Regions from separate parts of the Homo sapiens genome. Here region 1 is linked to region 2. A link is a loop called in an ENCODE intact Hi-C map of the cell type or tissue named here. Cell type or tissue: prostate gland. All regions are shown on one strand. Links, peaks and the distances in the headings refer to the core of each region. The heading gives the core; the rest is flanking DNA. Region 1 has its middle 15 kb from the start of GNA14. Region 2 overlaps GNAQ (G protein subunit alpha q).

The links. Hi-C counts contacts between places; a loop is a spot of excess contacts. Peaks named below come from ENCODE experiments on the same cell type or tissue, not always from the same donor. Only the 100,000 strongest peaks of a DNase experiment are listed, where the experiment ranks them.
Region 1: it touches region 2 in a loop (2.7-fold over the local background); 15 of 110 quality-filtered maps call a loop at or near these places.

Annotation. Positions count from the first base shown.
Region 1 is chr9:77,662,220-77,665,144 of GRCh38, forward strand. No RefSeq gene overlaps it. Among named protein-coding and RNA genes, the nearest start is that of GNA14, 15 kb to the left of the region's middle. In prostate gland, for the core only: no CTCF peak of the experiment used is centred there; a DNase peak (open chromatin) is centred at 1,772; H3K27ac peaks cover 711 bases.
Region 2 is chr9:77,745,814-77,748,738 of GRCh38, forward strand. All of the region lies in intron 5 of GNAQ (G protein subunit alpha q), which reads right to left. Among named protein-coding and RNA genes, the nearest start is that of GNA14, 99 kb to the left of the region's middle. In prostate gland, for the core only: no CTCF peak of the experiment used is centred there; no DNase peak of the experiment used is centred there.

The sequences.
Region 1 (2,925 bases), core at 313-2,812, 84 kb before region 2:
TTTTGCATTTCTAGAAATTCCCAGGTGATGCTGATGCCCTCATCAGCAGATAACACTCTGCCTGTGTGCCTCCCGGTTCAAGTGATTCTCCTGCCTCAGCCTCCCGAGTAGCTGGGATTACAGGCATGCACCACCATGCCCGGCTAACTTGTATTTTTAATAGAGATGGGGTTTCTCCATGTTGGTCAGGTGGTCTCGAACTCCCGACCTCAGGTGATTACCTGCCTCGGCCTCCCAAAGTGCTGGGATTACAGGCGTGAGCCACCGCGCCCAGCCTGTGTCCTCCTTTCTTTAGGATGTCTAGTTTAAAATATAAAATAACCTGGGGCTGCTCATGGTCATCTTTGCAAATACATGGAACAGTTCTACCTGAGTGTGGCACCAGCAAAGATACAAGCAAAGAGAAGCAGAGTGAGGAAGACAGTCATGTCCTGATTTGGTCCCCTGATATGAACCCCATATTCCCAGTTAACTGAGCCAAGAAATTTCCTTGTTTGTTTAAGCCAGTGTAGATTGAGTTTCTGTCACTTGCAATCAAAAGAATCATGGCTTAGGCTAGGCATGTGGCTCACGCTTGTAATCCCAGCATTTTGGGAGGCCAAGGCGGGTGGATCACCTGAGGTCAGGAGTTCGAGACCAGCCTGGCCAACATGGTGAAACCCCGTCTCTATTAAAAATACAAAATTAGCCAGGCATGGTGGTGGGTGCCTGTAATCCCAGGTACTCAGGAGGCTGAGGCAGGAGAATCGCTTGAACACCAGAGGTGGAGGCTGCAGTGAGCCGAGATTGTGCCATTGCACTCTCCAGCCTGAGCAACAGAGGGAGACTCCATCTCAAAAAAAAAAAAAAACATAAAAACCATGGCTAATGAACCTCACCTATGAGAAATGAAGAAGTAAGTGTTAGTGATAGGAAAAATATAATACCTTGAGGTCTAGTTATGATTATTTTACAGTGCCCTGATATTTCAATACCTACTTTATCAACTTCTGCAAGAAAGGATAATGGTAAATGGCCATCAGATTCTTCCTAGTTTGTCACAAGAATAAGCTGAACATGGACCAGGCAGTAGTTACACTTAATATAAATGAGCAAATGGGTCTTTTCAGCAACGTGGGGATCCTGTTTTGGTCTGACATTCTGCCAAATCGTCTTTCCTTCCCAGATGATCTTGATTGTGTCTTCAGTTACTACTTAAGGATCTGTGGTCAAATAGGTTTTTTTTTTTAAAAATGCTTGTATTCATAAACTATTTAGATGCAGCAAACTTACCAAATTTTGTGAGGACATAGAAGAATCTTTATGTTAAAGTTCTCCTGAACCTGTTCTTTTTATAAGCTGTCTCTCTTTGATATGGCATCAGTTGATTATTGAGAGCCAACTTGTCAGAAAAACCTGTACCTGTATCAAGATTATTTAGTTGAATCTGAAAAAAATAGAAGAAATAAGGATCCTGCTAATAAGGTCGAACATTCTAGTGCTTGCTTGGTAAAATTTGGAGAGCAAAGAGATCTTGGTGAATGATTACATAATTAAACTAAAAGATGGCTTTTCAGTGTCAGTGATTTTTGTTTCTGTTTGGATGATTATTTAAAAGAGTGACGTAGTTTCCCTCTGGCCACTGTCTTTATTTTCTTTGGCTTTTTGCTCATTTTGTGTGTAATGCACTGCAATGGGACCCTGAAGTCGCTAAGTGCCTTATGAGGAACTGGCTCCAATGACCTGCTTGCCAGTGCAAACAAGTCTGACAAGTTTAATGACCCCACTGAGCATAAAAGCAGCTGAGCCGGCCAGGCGGGCACAAGCTCTTCTCCGGTGGCATGCAACCAAGTCCAGGATTATTTCTGGTTTCAAATACTGAGTTTGGTTTTAAGGCTGTCTTCCAAACTACCCTGGCAACTGCTGTCTATCAATCATACCTTCTTTCCATCTTTCACAAATGTTTATTAGAATCTGCAGCTGGGGTCAGAGAGATGGGTAGGACTTGAACTCTTTTCTGATGGAACTTCCAGTCCTGTCAGGGAGATGGGTCTATCAATACACTTAAAAGGACACAGCCTAATAGTGCTGTGATGTGCCCCACAGGCTTAGGGATCATGGAGAAGGGGAGCTCTCTGCAATAGAGAGTATTTTCTCTATTAGAGACATTTTATTAATGAGTATGCTCGTGTGTAACACTCTTCCTCGGTAACGGTCATTTCTCAAAATACTTCTAAAAAAATAAAGAAAAAATCAGTTTCTCAGCTCTATGTGCTGTAACTCTATGATGAAGGTTTTCCCTACTTTTTATTTGGAGGTTTTTCAAACATACGGATAATTTGCAATAATGATATAATGAACAGTTGTAAACTCTTTACCTAGATTCACCAGTTGTTAACTTTCCCCCATATCTGCTTTATCTTTTTACTCTCTGAAAATATGAATTCACTAAATGATTTGAAAGTAAGTTGCAAACATCACGGCTCTTCTCCTCTAAATAATTCAACCAACACTGCCTAAAATAAGTGCATTCTCTTATAAACACACGATATTATTATTACACTGAGAAATGTAAAATTCCATAATATAACGTACAATCCATATTCAAATACACCAAGTTGTCTCAAAAATATTTTTTATGGCTGTTTATTATTTTAATCTAGGATATGATCAGGGTTTGTGCACTGGATTTGGTTCTCAGTCTAATCTAGAACAGTCCTCCTGCCTTTTGTTGTTTCTCATGCCATTGATTTTTTTTTTTGACACATTCAGGCCACTTGTACAATATCCCACAGTTTCTATTTATTTGATGGTTTTTCAGTATTTGATTCCAGTTTTTAAATATTTACAAGAATATTAAGGGTTATTTGGGCTCTTTATTTTACCATGTGATTAAAATTTAAAATCACACATTAAGATGTATCAAAGGCCAGGTGCAGTGGCTCA
Region 2 (2,925 bases), core at 284-2,783:
CAGAACACAGAGAAAATGGAGAGGAGGAAACTTTCAAATGAATACTAAATGAGCATTTCTTGGAATCAAATCTCTAGGTTAAAGGGCCCCAGAAGGGCTGGGGGTGGAAGAAGAAGAAAGAATACCTATACCAAAAGAGATCCTTCCTTAAATTTCAGAATTATCTTAGATAAATAAAAGATTCTAAAAACTTTTCATAGAAAATAGGTCACATATAAAGAATAAGGAAGCCGAAGAGCCATGGATTTTTTGAAAGGGATCATTGGAAGACTATGAAATAGTGTTTTCAGAATGATTTATATCTGAGTCTATACCCAGCCAAAATATCAATTAAGTTAGAGGGCAGAATAGGGATATTTTTAGACATGAATGGAATTTAAAAATTATTCCAAGGGTTCCTTGGATCCTTACTCAGAAAGCTACAGAAGGATATGTCCTAGTAAAACAAGGAAATAAGCCAAGGAAGAAAACAACATAGGATCTAGAAACAGGGAACTCAACACAAGAAAGATGTAAATGAACTCCTGGGGCAGCAGTGAAGCAAGGTCCCAGGATGACAAATGTATAAAATGCAACGGAACAACCAGTCCTGATTAGAAAAGACAAAGCCAAAAGGGAGATCTCTGATTTAAAATGAACAAAATGGAACTGATATATTATCTTATATGTTGACCGTGTTTTGAAAGATTTCATAGATCTGTCAGTGAATTAGAAAAGAATCAGCTAGAGATATACACACACAAAGAAACAAAGAAAATTAAAATGTAAGGCAATTAACTCGTGGGAAAAAAAGTTGACCAAAAAAATAAACGAAATTACAGCTGCTCATCAATGAACAATATTTACATTGTTAAATAGTGTAAACAGTGAATTATCAAAAAATTGGGTTATATAACTGTTGAAAGGATGGGAGAAAAATGATGTGGGAATGTTAAGACAGCATGATTTTTACCTACCATAATAGAAGATAATACAATCGACAAATCAAGAAAAAAAGAGTAAAAGCACACCATTTTGAGACACGAAGACAATAACAGAAACTAAGAGTTAGGAGTTAAGGGCAGTCCCCCTGGCTATCAGGAGGTGGTGGTGATGGTGACTGAGAAAGTGCTCTTTAAAAAATTTTGTCTTTTTTAGTTGTTTGGCTTTGTAAACCATTATTTGATAAAAATACAAACTGATTGATTTTTAAACTTAAAAAAAGATATACTGGTTCAGGTGTAAAATACAGTTCTGGGAAGAAGATACATATGAAACAGCTGGTGGTAGTTACCCAAATTTTAAAATGGGGGAGGTAGAGTGGAAACACAGGAGAGTTTTCACTCTCTTCTGTAGCCTTCTATGTATGTGGAATTTTAAATAATGAACATATATTACCTTAGTTATTAAAATAATAAATATATTCTAAGAAAATAATACATTTATTTTATATTTTAAATGTAACAGAAACATCAAAAGGCAAGACAACAAAGCAGCAGACAAGCTCATTGCTGGGAGTGACTCATGGTGCAGAGTTTGATAAATGTCACAGAGAAAACCAGAACCTTTTAACTCCTACTTTTGATCCTGAATACCCTGTTATGAAGAAGACTTTTCATACTGAAAAAGGTAGAGGAGATCAGTAAAAAGTAAGACTGGGAAGACTACTCTAATGAGATCAAGTATCTTTAACTGAAGACTTGACATTCTAAGACATTATCTAGCTTTAGTTATTACCATTTTCATAAACATCAGTTTATAAGATTAGCAAAGCCAGCAGGAATGGTCCAAAGACCCTTAATTTAAATGAAAAACAGGCACAGAATGGGATGATGCATGGAATGAAGTTTGACATACACTGTATTGAGAAAACTTTAGGTATTCTGAGGGCAGCCTGAAGACTCCATGCACCCACCCATAGCACCAGCTAGACAACAGGAAGAGAAGGCGAGAAAGAATTAGTGACAAACTTTCCTACCTTTAGAATGTGTCTTCAGGTTGTAATTCCCGTGTGGGACCTAATTTCTTGAACATCTGCTCTGCGCTAGGTGCTTCACATGCTACCTCAATTAGTTCATGCAACCTTGTGAGATAAAGACTTAAGTTTGAATTTCCCTGGCTACAAGTCCATGGTTTTTCTATTAAGCCATGTTGGATGGTGTCAATTGGTGACATCATCCATGTGAACATTCCTCATGTTTAGATCTAGCAGGACAATGTGGCATAGAGAGGGGTGGTCAGGAGAACTGAGTTCTTAGCCTGGTCCCAAGGCCACCTCTTGGGAAGTCCTTTCACCACTCTGGGGTCCAGTTTCCAAATCCAGAGTCTCCTCTATCTAACATTTTCAGATGAAATAAAATCCAGTGAAAGACATAATAACGGAATAAATATTTTCAGCTATTATCTTAAATGGATTACTTCAATATTCATCTTTTGTTTAAATCTACATCTCATTTCTCTTTAGGTAGTATCTTTTTGAAAAGCTGTCATTTCAAAGTACTGAAAACCTAAAATCTAGGCAATGAAAGTAGAGTAAATGACTGAGGTTTTCCTAAAATTACCCTGGAAAGATGAGAGGATTCAACTACTGTTCTGGGAAATGGAAATAGCTGTTCCCAGCACTCACTCCTCCCCTGATGCTCCCAATTAACTTTTAAGGACAAGCATGAAGCTTTGTAGAGCTTGATGCCTTCTGCAAGCACTACAGTAAATGTGGGGCATAAATTGCCTCCCATTAAGACAACTGTGGAGGATGACAGAAGTAGGTCAGTTTCAAACAACAGCCTAGCTTAGTAGCCTAAGTGGTATCTGTAATTCTAGGGTTGGGGCATCTTTGAAAGCACTGGCTAAAGGAAAAGTTATTTAACCCTTCTTTGCTGAATTTTCCAGCTCTCTCCACTTCTTGAGAGAAAATGTCAACTGTTATTGTCAGATAGAATATGAAAA